Linked DNA regions of Homo sapiens: all the other regions are linked to region 3. The links are chromatin contacts, found by Hi-C or POLR2A ChIA-PET in ENCODE. All regions are on one chromosome and are shown on one strand. The core of a region is the stretch at or near the end of the contact, and the rest is flanking DNA. Distances in the headings are between cores, read along the strand shown.

Evidence for each region. Hi-C counts contacts between places; a loop is a spot of excess contacts on that map. ChIA-PET counts read pairs that join two places held with the same protein, here RNA polymerase II (POLR2A). Pooled maps may share reads with other maps.
Region 1: a pooled map shows a loop between it and region 3 (9-fold over the local background). The contact joins the promoter of TRNP1 here to the promoter of HMGN2 in region 3. A Hi-C loop is called at or near these places in 6 of 50 pooled maps. POLR2A ChIA-PET finds 5 or more read pairs at or near these places in 2 of 52 experiments (WTC11 and naive thymus-derived CD8-positive, alpha-beta T cell).
Region 2: a map of CD8-positive, alpha-beta T cell shows a loop between it and region 3 (4-fold over the local background). The contact joins the promoter of WDTC1-DT here to the promoter of HMGN2 in region 3. A Hi-C loop is called at or near these places in 1 of 168 maps with a recorded cell type or tissue (CD8-positive, alpha-beta T cell), 1 of 37 single-sample maps with no recorded cell type and 8 of 50 pooled maps. POLR2A ChIA-PET finds 5 or more read pairs at or near these places in 1 of 52 experiments (activated naive CD4-positive, alpha-beta T cell).

Annotation. Positions count from the first base shown.
Region 1 is chr1:26,992,159-26,996,488 of GRCh38, reverse strand. TRNP1 (TMF1 regulated nuclear protein 1) reads right to left here and starts at 2,797. Exons shown (of 2, transcript NM_001013642.3): 1 at 1,877-2,797. The coding sequence starts at 2,702. The coding sequence ends at 2,019. RefSeq lists silencers at 2,465-2,524, 2,555-2,884 and enhancers at 2,300-2,800, 3,025-3,184, 2,938-3,437, 3,438-3,939.
Region 2 is chr1:27,232,919-27,237,406 of GRCh38, reverse strand. WDTC1-DT (WDTC1 divergent transcript) reads left to right here and starts at 2,978. Exons shown (of 3, transcript XR_947117.2): 1 at 2,978-3,145; 2 at 3,805-3,962. It overlaps WDTC1 (WD and tetratricopeptide repeats 1), which reads right to left and starts at 2,775. Exons shown (of 16, transcript NM_001276252.2): 1 at 2,456-2,775. RefSeq lists silencers at 2,096-2,145, 2,306-2,355, 2,546-2,695, 2,896-2,955.
Region 3 is chr1:26,471,154-26,475,099 of GRCh38, reverse strand. It overlaps HMGN2 (high mobility group nucleosomal binding domain 2), which reads right to left and starts at 2,660. Exons shown (of 6, transcript NM_005517.4): 1 at 2,473-2,660; 2 at 1,573-1,617; 3 at 1,368-1,397; 4 at 965-1,015; 5 at 433-528. The coding sequence starts at 2,487. It overlaps DHDDS (dehydrodolichyl diphosphate synthase subunit), which reads right to left. Exons shown (of 9, transcript NM_205861.3): 9 at 3,794-3,946. RefSeq lists silencers at 1,936-2,105, 2,146-2,435, 2,696-2,965, 2,850-3,265 and enhancers at 2,635-3,344, 3,345-3,946.

The DNA.
Region 1 (4,330 bases), core at 1,548-4,047, 520 kb before region 3:
AGGATGGCATTGCCCCCTTCATTACTTCCCTGGGGTTCCCTAACTTTGTCAGAGGCTCTGAGACTCCCTCCTGAACCTCCCTTCCCCAGCTAAGAAAGGGTTCAGGAAAGCCTTGCTGTTAGCCGAGAAACCAGCCAAAAAGTTTGGTATCCAGGGAGAAGGGCTGATGAGGGAGGATCCCATAAGGGCCCCAAGCCTCAGCCTATCAGAGCAGTGCACCTGACCCTCCCAGATTCCTGTGGAAGGAAGCATCCTCCCCACTTCACCCCATTCCCAAGCCCTGACTCAAGGAGGGACTGAGGAAAGAGGCCCAGAGAGGGGGCAGAGTTGTTCTAAGTCACAGAGCAGACAGGATCCAGAGGACAACTCTCCCTAGCCCCTGCCCAGGGTACTGTGGGAGGTGCACACACAGGCCAGGGACCTTGATTCTTCCCTCACTGGCATGTGACCTTGAGAAATCCCCTCTCCACCCTGCAAAAGTAGGACTTTAAATTAGCTCATGGCTCTATCAGCAAAAGCAGTGCCTGTTTCCAGGTGTGAGTTAAAATAATACATTATCAGCCAGGTGCAGTGGCTCACACCTGTAATCCCAACACTTTGGGAGGCCGAAGCGGACAGATCACCGGAGGTCGGGAGTTCAAGAACAGCCTGACCAACATGGAGAAACCCGGTCTCTACCAAAAATACAAAATGAGATGGGCATAGTGGCACATGCCTGTAATCCCAGCTACTTGGGAGGCTGAGGCAGGAGAATCGCTTGAATCCGGGAGGTGGAGGTTGCAGTGAGCCAAGATCGCACCATTGCACTTCAGCCTGGGCAACAAGAGCGAAACACTGTCTCAAAACAAACAACAACAACAAAAAAATTATCTTTCCATGATTTAGTGAGGAAGAAGAAGGACCTCTGCCCTGGGTTAACGTCACCACAGCCCCTCTGGGAGGTTAAGAGATCCACTTCGCAGACTGATAAGTGAGAGTGAAATTAACTCAGCTGGTGAGCAGCAATGTGGTAGCCAGGTCATTCACAGTGGGGACAGAGGAATGGGAGACTGAAGGGCATCTGGACAGGAAGAGAAGCAGATCTCACCTCAGATCTGGCTCTTTAAGGCCCCCCTTTCTGGAAGCTGATACCACACCTGCCCCCTTGGGGCCTGTTAAAGGGTATCACCTGGTTCCAACCTGGCCGAGCCATCTTAGTAACAGGTTGGGAGTTAAGCCTCTAGGTTCTGCTATGTAAGGATCCCTGGGTGAGCAGGTGCCAGACATCCTGTCCTGGTTATGTGAGTCAGGCTGTAATTTTTGCGAACCTGCATGACGGCATAAGAAAAGCTGTCTCCTAGAAGAAGAAGGGCCTAAGTATGAAGAGAACAAATCCTAAACCTCTCTGGGATTCCGTCTCCCCAAAGGTGAAACAGGCCTAGAGGGGGAATTCAGTGGTACAGCCCTGTGCCAGCCTCCACCCCATCCTGGGGCCTCATTATTCTGTCCTCCCGAAGGCACGGAGCTGGGCGGCGCCAGGAAGCAGCATCCTCAAGGGCAAGACTGCTCACAGCTCCGAGGGGCCCGGGAAAGGCCACGCAAGTGGGGGTGAGGATGGGGGGTGCTGCATCCGTGCGGCAGGTTCCAAGTGGTAAAAGTTTGCCGCCAACCCGTTCCTGGGATCTGAGCCCCCTCAAGAGTCCAACTCTTATAATGGAGACTTGATGCTACCACCTCTCACTCTCCAGATGGTCGGGAGAGGCGGCAACAGAAAGTGGCAGCTTTACTAGGGACCCAGCAGACGCCAGAAGCTCCAGGGAAGGGAGTTCCCGGGCCCTGGACCAGCCCCCCACACGCCATGACCGACCCTCGAACGCACCAGCCGCTAAGACCGCACCTCAGCCTCCTCTACTGGGCCCCTGGCCCCCAACTGCCTCTTCCTGCGGATCCGTAGTCCTTCCAGCCGGCGTCCGCGATCAGTCGGTCGGTCGGCACCTCGGCGAAGCTTGTCGGGGTGGCCAGGGGTCCGGGCGTGGAGGTCAGCGCTGCGGGGAGGCGGGGCCGCGGGGCGGGCTGCGGCGGAAGGGCGAGTCGGGCTCGGGGCCGTGGCCGCGCCGCAGTCGCCCGGCACCCCAGGGCACGCAGCCGCCCAGGCCCAGCGCCGAGGCCAGCAGCGCGGGGGGTCGGCCGCGGCGGCCGCGGCGCGGGCCCTTCTTGAGGCGCGACCCGTGAGCCGCCAGGTAGAGCTCGGCCTGCGCCACGCCGCCGCTCAGGCGGCTCAGGCTCTCCGCGCGGTGCGCCAGGCGCAGCTCGGCCGCCAAGAAAACGCGGTGCAGCTGCAGCACGCGGCTCTCCAGCTCCGACACCAGGCGCCGGCGGCCCTCCACCTCCAGCAGCCGCCGCCGTGCTTCGGCCAGCTCCAGCGCGCGGCCCCCCGCCCCCGCAGCCGCGCCAGAGCCCCCTCCGGGGCCGGCGAGCCCCGCGATCCCGCTAGCGCCCTGGCGCCAGCGCTGCAGCTCCTGGTCCTCGGCCGCGCCTGCTGAAGCCCCAGCTGCGTCCGGCAGCGGCGGGGACTGACCCGGGGTCGGGGTAGGAGTCAAGGTCGGAGTTGGGGGCGGGGGCTGAGAGGACGGCATGGGATCCCAGGGCGGCGGCGGCGACCTCTGCTCTGCCGTCCCCTCCTGGGCCCCCGGGCCGCAGGCGCTGATGCGGCAGCCCGGCATCCCCCGCCCCCCACCGGCGGTCTGCGGCTGTAGGTGCGCAGGGAGGATGACCACAGCACACCCGAACAGCTAGACACGGCCACAGCCCCCACCCCAGAGGCGCGCCCGCCGTCCGCGCATCTTATAGAACACGGGGCGGAGCGACGGGCGGCACAGCCAATCAGAGACAGGCACGCCCTGAATCCGCCCCGCCCCCCCCCCCCCCCCCCGCGCTCTGCACATTCAGGGCATTCCCCAAACCCTTCAGGTCCTGCCCTTCGCCGGATTCTGCTCCGCTAGGGCATCCGGTCCCCTTTCGCCTCTCCCCAAATTTTGGGTGCAAAGGGAGCCTCATCTTCCCTGGTTTGGCCCCTCAGAGTCATAAGCTCTGGTAGCTGGTGTTTAGAAATTCACGGAATCCGGTCTCCATCCGGGGGAGGGTCTTGCCTAAGGCCTCTGTGCGAAGAGAGCCTGGGCTAGAACGCAGGAGGCTTGACTCCTTGTGCCGTGCTCCTCCCACACCTCATGCTGCCCTTGGCCGAATCAGTTCTGCCCGGTCTCTCCTGGGCCATAGGGCTCTCAAGGACCCCCTTTCCCACCTCACTAGGGCAGTGGAAGGGTTAACGCAGAGGGGCGACTGCCGTCCTGGTGGGACGGGGATCTAGCTGGACTGATTCCACGATAGGTAGAGCGCTTTATTCGCAGAACAAATACCTCAGCGCTGCCGCTGAGCCTGCAAACCTTGGTGGCATCACAGAGGAGCCCCGGACCCCACGGTGTGCAAAGTTCTTTCCCTGCCCCGGCTCGTGTTTACTCCTCCCAGCCGGTGTTCCTACACATTTTAAAGAGGGGGAAACTGGCCGGGCGCGGTGGCTCACGCCTGTAATCCCAGCACTTTGGGAGGTCAAGGCGGTCGGATCACCTGAGGCCAGGAGTTCAAGACCAGCCTGAGCAACATGGCGAAACCCCATCTTTACTAAAAATAGAAAAAAATTAGCCGGTCGTCGTGGTAGGCGCCTGTAATCCCAACTACTCGGTAGGCTGAGGCAGGAGAATCGCTTGAACCTGGGAGGCGGAGGCTACAGTGAGCCAAGATCGCGCCATTGAACTCCAGCCTGGGCGACAGAGCAAGACTCCGTCTCAAAAAAAAAAAAAAAAAAAAGCCGGGGGCGGGAAGGGGGAAGGGGGGTGTGCGGGGGCGGGGAACTGACTGGCGGGGCGCGGTGGCTCCGCCACCACTTTGCGAGCCCGAGGTGGGTGGATCACCTAAGGTCAGGAGTTCTAGACCAGCCTGGCCAACATGGTGAAACCCCTGTCTCTACTGAAAATACAAAAAAATTAGCCAGGTGTGGTGGCGCACCTCTGTAGTTCCAGCTACTCAGCAGGCTGAGGGAGGAGAATCGCTTGAATTCGGGAGGCAGAGGTTGCAGTGAGCAGAGATTGTGCCACTGTACTCCAGCCTGGGCGACAGAGCAAGACTCAGTCTCAAAAAATAAATAAAAATAAAAAATAAAGAAGGGGAAACTGAGACCCTGAAGGGCAGTAGTGCTTTGCCCAATGTCTTATTGACGACTGGTGGCTGAATCCAGATTTTTGAATCTGGACAGAAATGCACGAGCTCAGCCATTCATGCCCTCTGGGGGCTCAGA
Region 2 (4,488 bases), core at 1,729-4,228, 760 kb before region 3:
AGAATAGATAACTAAACCAGTGACCCAAAGAAAACACAAGTATCACCAGATTACATGTTCTGTTTGACTTCCTCTCTGAGACTCAGAACTGCACATGTCAGCAACATTCCTTAATTTTTAAAAAGAGAGAAGAGAGTGGTCACGGAGGCCGTGTCTGTAGTCCCAGCTACTAGGAAGGCAGAGGTACGAGAATCCCTTGAGCTCAGGAGTTTGAGACCAGCCCAGGCAACAGAGTGAGACCCCATCTCAAAAAAATAAAAATAAAAGGAGAGGCCAGGTGCGGTGGCTCACACCTGTAATCCCAGCACTCTGGGAGGCCGAGGTCGGTGGATCACGAGGTCAGGAGTTCAAGACCAGCCTGGCCAAGATGGTGAAACCCCATCTCTACTAAAAATACAAAAATTAGCTGGGCATGGTGGCAGGCACCTGCAATCCCAGCTACTTGGGAGGCTGAAGCAGAGAATTGCTTGAACCCAGGAGGCTGAGGTTGCAGTGAGCTGAGATCGCGCCACTGCACTTCAGCCTGGGCAACAGAGCAAGACTCCATCTCAAAAAATAAATAAATAAATACATACATACATAAAGGAGAAAAAAATAAAAATAATTAAAGACCAAGTCATAGTCTAGATCTTCCTTAGCAGTTGGCCCAAGATCCACAAATGTTTGGCAGTGGGCTTCAAGATTTTCAGTTGTCTTTCCAGATCCTAAAGTCTAGGTGTGCAAAAACACCCTACATAAGATGCCCAATGAGTCAATACTGAACTCCTCCCGGCTAAAAAAAACTGTCAATTGTATGAAACTGGTAAATAGTTGTTAACATCATCATCATAATATTTACACGTGTTCTCTCTTTCCCTCGTGACCCTCAATGAAGGTGTCCCAGGCAGAAATATGGGCTACTGCTCAATTATTCGGCAGAGTTGATCCAAAAGCACTGTTCCTTCAAATTGAGATAAGACTCGAACAGAAGTGCTCCCATATAGGTCAAAAAAGGAAAGGAGAGCAGGACTCCAGCCTTAAAGCAGCATGATCACAAACTATGACGGAAAAGGTCATTTCCCACCTGCCAACGAAATACAACAACCTACAATGAAGAAACCTCAGTAAGTCTCAGACTTGGCCCAAAGGAGCCCAACTAGTTACTCCCTGGTCTGTTACAGAGGATCTGGCTATTACACTCAACAGCAAAAATTCAATTCAATCCCGCTAAAGATATAAGAATCACAAGGAAGAATAAGCCAGAACTCAAGACAGAAATAGCATTAAGTAGTTCCTTCAGTACAGTGAGCAGAAGCTGGCCACTCAACGACTCTAAAAGACACAGAAAAGCTTAGTAGGGACCACTGGGCATACCGGTGTCCTAGGTGGGGATTTCGTAACGTCTTTGAGTCAGAAGCTGCCCTCAAAATAGTTTCTTCTCAAAACGGTTTCAGGCTTTGTTAGAAAGGGAAGACTTCACTGCCACTTTACCCAGATCATCTACCCCATCCTTGGAATGAATGGGGAAGCTTCAGCCACCCTACCAGGCTCCTAAAATCACCAACTTGAGAGAAAAACTATAACGTTGCTCTACCAGTACTTCAGGAGGTTAAAGAAAGTCACAGAAGAAAAGAACTCTGGGGAAAACAGTCAAATTCGGCTATTAAGACATTAGTTACAGGCCCCTGTACCTCTCCTCTAGAAACCCTGGGAGTACACCCGCAGAGGAGAGAGAGCCCAAGCCACCAAGCAAAGTCAACCAATCTGGCAAAGGGGCGTCCCACTGCGGCTTTCAGTCCAAGAAGTGGATCCTGCTGGTTCGCAGTCTCTCTTCTATCTCCTCACTTCCTATTTACCCTTTGAAGTGGGTACTGAATAGCCCGTTCCCAAGCAGAGGCCCTTTGTATACGGGGTGCTACAGTCGCCTGGTGGAAACACCTTGGCAGAGTTGTTTGGTGCCAGGATGGGCCACTGAAGGCATCTGCTGTGGACACACACACACACACACACACACACACACACACACACACACAGAAAGAGAGAGAGAAAAACAGAAAGAGAGAGAGCGAGAAGCTAAGAGGGCAGGTCAGGTCGGCGTTGCCCTCCCAGCACTTACACCTGCCCCTTCTTCCTGACTCCGGCGCCAGATCAGATGTCAAACAAAAACTCCGCAAAAAAGTCCCATGATGGAATGACTTCCACCTCTCCCTCCGCAGAGCCTCCCCGGACTCCCACAGCCTCCCCCCGCGTCCCGACCAAACCCTCCGCCCCCACCCCGCCCCCGGACCACTCTGCCCTCCGCCCCGGCGAGGCCTGGCCCCTCTCGGGACACCCGGGGCCCCGAGGCGGGTAGGCTCAGGCCCCCAGGCCGGCAGGGCTGGAGCCGGCCCAGAGCGGGCGGCCCGTTCACCGGGGCTGCGGGAGCCGGTCCCCGCCTCGGCGCCCGCGGAGGGCAGGGGGCGGCGGTGACCCGTACCTGTCAGGTCTCTTCCCCCGACCGGCAGCGGCGCAACTTCAGGAGCCCATGTCCGTCCGGGGGGGGCGGCCCCTCTCCCGGGAAGGGGGGCGCGGATCCCGGGGAGGGGGCTGGGGGGCTCGAGCAGTTCTAGCCCCTTCCCATGCTCCCCGCCCGGCGCCTGGCCGGGGCCGGACAGCGCCTCCGCCCGCCCCTGCGCACCGCCTCACACCCGCGCTCACACACACTCACACTCCCTCGCGCGCTCTCACACACGCACTCCCCTCCCTCCTCCTCCTCTGTTTATCTCCTCCAGCTGTCTGGGGACCCAGGAGAAGCCCAGCAACGCGCCTGCGCCACGCAGTCTCCGCCTCCGCCCTGCGCCTCGCAGCCGGCGGGTACGCTACGAAGACTGCGCCCGGCCGCTTCCAGAATGGCTAGCCGGGCCCCCCCACTTACCCCCCCGCGCCCGGTCAACGTCTGCTGCCGGCGGCGCCCACTAACCTGCTAGTGGGGGAGCCCCGCACCGCCGTGGCCAATGGGCTTCGCCGCTTGCGGGACCGGCAGCCAGTGGGCGGGCGGGAAAGCTGGGCTAAGCCCTGGGGCACCCTGGGAGTCGTAGTTTTTCGCCGTCGAGGAGTTCCTGCAGAGCGGGCTCACCCCGCCCGGTTGCCATTAGTTACCCGGACGCACCTCCCACCCCACCACCGGGTAAAACGCTCCTCACACCGCTTCTGGGACACCCGCCCACACGCTCGCCCACTGAACCCCAGGTCCCCTCACAGCCCCTTAAGAGCTCCTAAGACTTCCTCTCAGCCCCCGAATTCTGGGACCTCTCAGGCTAGGGCCCCGGGGGGCTCCTCAGCCCACTCCTTCCTGCTCTGGGGGGCTGCTGAAGTGGCACAGTCCTCACTGACGTCTCCTGGGCCTTAAGGAAGAGAATGAAAGAGAATCGGGCCTACGCTGAGTAGCCTGGAGAGGAGTCAGCCACACACACTCTGGGTGCCCTCGGGGTGATGGGAGCGACTAGGTCCATCTGACCCTAGCGGAGTCACTGCTGCTCCCACCTCTGAGGAAGAGACGCAGTTCCAGCCTTGTGGAGTCCCGGGTCTGATGGAGGAGAGACCCTCCTCTTTATTAAGGAAGTTCCCAAGGTGACAAGGGTGGCACTAAGCCTATCTTCTTAAGGCAGAGACCAGGCCCCACCCGTGAAACCTCAAGTCAGAAAGGGAAGACGTGTCACCTTCTGACAAAGGAAACTTGTCACCCATAGGGTGCCATTTGTCAGATACTAACAATAATTCACTTTTATTCGCACTGGATTGGGTACAGTCTCTTAGCTAGGTACTATTGCTGTCTGTGTTTTGCAGAAAAGGAAAGCTGAAGCAGAAAGGCTAAAAGCAACTTGCCCCCGGGGTCCTGATAAGTTGGCAAATTGGGAATTAGACCCAGATCTGCCTGACACCAGAGTCTGAGCCTTTTAACACTGCCTGTCTTTCCTGTGAAAACCAGACAGCACCCGCTCTCAGTAAGGACTGAATATATGTATTTGGCATTTATAGTGTTTATCACTCCATGTGTCGCTTGTTTTTTTTTTTTTTTTTTTTTTTTTTTTCCAATTCTGCTCACATCATGAGTACGAATTTGTCTGTGAATACCTGAATACTCCCAGAGACAAAGGTAGTATTCTAATTGCTGGTGATTTCTCCGCAAGGGAGATTTCTCCCCATTTAGAGGAGTAAGAACCTATCCTTGTGAAACCGCTCACAAAGCCTTTTATGCCTTTCTCCTAAAAATATTGTGGGTCATTCCCCCTGAACTCTCCACCACAGCTGTTCTACTGAATATAAAAAATCATAGACTTTGGGACTAGAAGAAAGCTTTGAGATCATCTATCTGCAGCTCCCCAGGTTCAGGCTGCAACCTTGGTTAGGGTCATTGGGTTAATTAAACTGAATAATATCTAACATTTATTGAATACTTACCATGGGAGATAAGTGCTACTAGTGAATTAAGAAATACTCCCGGGCTGGGCGCGGTGGCTCACGCCTGTA
Region 3 (3,946 bases), core at 1,411-3,910:
GACAAATTAATGCAATGCGTAGATTTCAAAACTATCTGTGTTCACATTCCACCTACAGCATCACTTTGCTCCCAGGCCAAAGTTCAGGTTTCAGGTACTGAGACTCAGTATTTCTTCTGAGAATGACTTACTAGGTAACTTTGCTAAGTCACCTCTCCTCTGGGCCTCACTGTAAAATTGAGGTAGGAAGAACACCAGAATAAGAGACCTGAGGTTACTCCTAGCTTGAAAACTTCATGTAGTATAAAACACAATGCCCTTCAGCTGACAGTAGAGATTTCAAGAATCCAGGATTTAAGTTAACAGGAAAGCCACAAGCACACTGGACCAAATGGTACATTTGGAGTGATACAAGAAAAGGGCAATTAAATTTTTGATATCAGCAACTAACTGAATGAACAAATCTAACAAAGGGTGAAACAGCAGTTATACCTGGTCTGTTTTGGCATCTCCATTTTCTGCAGGGTTATTCCCCTCCTTGCCAGCATCAGCTTTTCCCTTTTTCCCTTTGGGTACCTTCTCTCCCTTCTGAAAAAGGGGAAAAAATAGAACTGTTTCTCCCCATTTCGTATTACCAAGGTATGGTCTGCAAAGTTCTGCACAAGGTAGGATTGTTTACTCAAGATAAAACACAAACCCTCACCCATTTGACAAGAACAACTGATCAAAACTAGGCTAAATTATCTGTAATTTGCTATAATCTTTAGTACTTAGAATTTCCTAAGTAACAGAAGAATAAATTAGTTTAAACCCTGGGGTATTTAATATTTAAATGCAGATTTTCCTATAAACTAACAACAGAATTCTTGATCAGGAAACCAACGTTATGAATGACACGGACGAGGTAAGCTATCCACACAGTTTATAACCTCCATTAATGGAGGCACCATTATGCTAATTAAGTTAAGGCACTAAGGACAGTCCTCATTCTGTGAAAATGATCAGTTCCAATGTTAGCACTTACCTTTGCAGGGGCCTTTTTAGGCTTGGGCTCTGGCTTTGGAGGAGCAGGTTTCTTTTTTTGGCAGGAAGAGAGGAAAAAGTGAACATCAGTACAATGGACTGAAGAAAACCACCCACAACCAACCAAAAGTACCAAGGGTAGAGAAGTTTCTCCTCCTCCTCAAAAGTTTTTGTGGTTGGCTTTCTTCTAGAATGTTGGATTTCCAGAAGCCCACTCAAATGTCCCACTTTGGCTACAGGCATCAGAATTTCAGAACCAGCAAAACCCAAAGGGGCAAGAGTCCCAAGTAGAGGCAATGATTCAAAACCAGGCACTAACCATAATTCATGGAAGCAAAGGGAATTGTTTTTTGATGTTTTTTAGTTTCAGGGACAAGCACGAAAATTCAAAAGCATACACTTACAGCAGACAACCTCGCGGATCTTCTCTGTGGCTATTAAAGACAACGAGAAAGTTAGAAATAGGACAGGTAAGTCGCTTTGAAAGTTTGGTATCAATTTGCTCTAGATTATAGGAGTGTAAATTCAGGACACAGGTTACGGTTAATCACCGAGTCCAGTGGCCTCTGCTAGTCCAAGGCTTTGACCCTTGAAGAGAGAATGACTTACTTCGTCCTTCACCTTTGCTTTATCTCCCTTAGCATCCCCTTCAGCCTATAAGAAACAAGAACAAAAAACTGCAGATTTTGAGGTGGTTCTTAATTACTTCCCAAACTTTAGAGTGCTAAAAATGAAAATTAAAGCAGTCGTCCACACAACTTTTCTAGGACATAAATGAGTGAGCCCGACGTTCGTATAAGAACGAAGCGCGCGCAGGAGCTCCGGCTCGCCGACCCCGAGAAGCGAGGGCTGGACCGGAGCGCAGCCGGGGAGGGCAGCGGAGCCCGCACCACCGCGACAGGCAGGAGCAACAGCTGCAGATGGCGCAAACAAACCCCCTCCGGAGGCGGAGCCCAGCGCCGTTGCTATGGCAGCCGTCGAGGGCGGGAGAGGGAGGCGCGCGCAGCCCGGGGAACTCGTGGGCGGCGACAGCGCGCGTCTCGTGCGCGGGGAACGTGGGCGAGGGGGCGGGGCCATACCGCACAAGCCCCGCCCCTCACGGCGGCGGTTTTTTGGCGGCAGCGCTTTCCCCCGCCCGCCAACCCCGAGCGCCGCCTTCCCGCCCTTTCGGGTTTGAATTGCCCGCCCGCAGGGAGGGGAGGGAAGGGGCCCTCGCGATGGGGGAGGGGGCACGGGGCGGGGGCGGCGAGCCCGAGGAGAGCGGGATAAACAGCCGCCAACATGGCTCCTCCCGCCGCGGCCGCCGCTCCTCCAATATGGCCTCTGGCGCCCGCGGGCAGCCGAGCCGCTCAGGGTTAGCCCCGAGCTGCCCGACACCGTCTCCAGCCCCCGCGCGGGGAGGCTGCGCTGGCTCCTGCTCGGCGCCGATTCTCGCTCCCTGCACCAGGGAGGCGGCGGCGGCGGTGGCGGCAGTGGTGGCCCGGCGCCTGGGGCCCTCGCGCCACGTACCTTTCTCTTGGGCATGGTGGCGGCGGCGACGGCAGCGGGACGTAGGTGCTGGACGCGGGATGCAGCGGCGCGCGGGCTTTGGTCGGTCCGGGGGTCGTTCTCGCCTCTTCTTCACACTGCTCGGGCTCCGGGGGGTTTATAAAGTTTTTATAGCGCTGGGAGCCCCGGACCGGTTAGAACCGGATTTCACCTCCCGCCGCCGTTCATTGGCCCAGCTGGGGTCACGTGGGCGGGGTTTAAACTCACCTCCTCTGGAGGGAGTGAGGAGGGGGGTGTGTGGGGGGGGTAGTGCGCGGAGACGGCGGCGCGCCGAGGGGGTGGGGGCGCAGTCGGGGTGGCGCGCGTCGAAGGCAGTAAATGAGGAGGGGTGCGCGAGTCGGCGGGCTCCGGGTTCCGGCTCCCGCCAAGAGCTGTCTTTTGCAAACTAGCAAGTTCCTTCCACCTTATGCAACCCAGCAACCCACTTCTCCAAGCCGTGCGACACTCACGGCGCATCTCAGCGGCTTTCCTTCCTGCTCCCGCTGGGGGCCCCAGAAGAGGGGTTTGCGAGGCCTGGCTGCACTGCCCTGCTCCTCTGGAAGCAGGAGGAAGCGCGCGGCTGGAGGCACAGGCTGCAGTTCCCAGAGCCCAGGCTGACGCCAAAGTGGGAAAAAGGCGGGGAAACCAGCTTGGCGCAGCCGGACGTGCATCCTTCCGAGCTGCCACTTCGGAGAAGCCTTTCGTGCACCTCACCTGAAAGACGGTCCCACTCGAGGTGGGCTAGGGGTTTCAGGGGGAGACTTTCCATGCAGAGGTGCCTTTTGGGTGCCGTGGGTCAGGTAGGAGCTGTCCTTTCAGCACCCGTTGCGCAGCCGCCTCCCCAAATGCTATCGAAGCCCCCACCCCCAACTCCTCTCGGGTGGCTCCCTTAAGGTCCCTGTATTCCCAAACCTCCAGACCCCGCCACAGTATGGTGGAGAGCGGCCGTCGAGGTCTACCAGCACTCACTTCCCCCTACACTCTACCCCTCTCGGAGACATTTTGCCCAGCTGCCCAACCCGACGCGGCCACCAAGCCTGGGCACTGCAGCCGCAGCTGGCGAAATCCCTCCTTCCACACTGTCAAGCTGGCTGCCTTTCACTTGCGCGAGGAAAGGAGGGTGGAGGAAAGCGCCCGGGGATTAGGAAACAAGTAGAGGAACAGGTGGTGTGATGGCAAAAGGGCTCTTCCGGTGCCCCCTAGTCCAAAGCCAGGGTCTTGGAGCTAGCCAAGTGCACCTGAGGGAGGGTAGGCAATTGCAGCAGCAAAAGAAGGTGTTCTTCCGTTGCAGTTAGCAAACAAGTTTTACATCTAAGAATCTTTAAAAATTCTATTTGAGACCCAGCACACAAGAATACGATAGATGTCCTCAAATGGGGGCTTGGCTCACAGGTGGAAGGACACTAAATTGGTCCCATCTGATTTCTTGAGGCAAGGGTTGAACCTGGCTTGCACA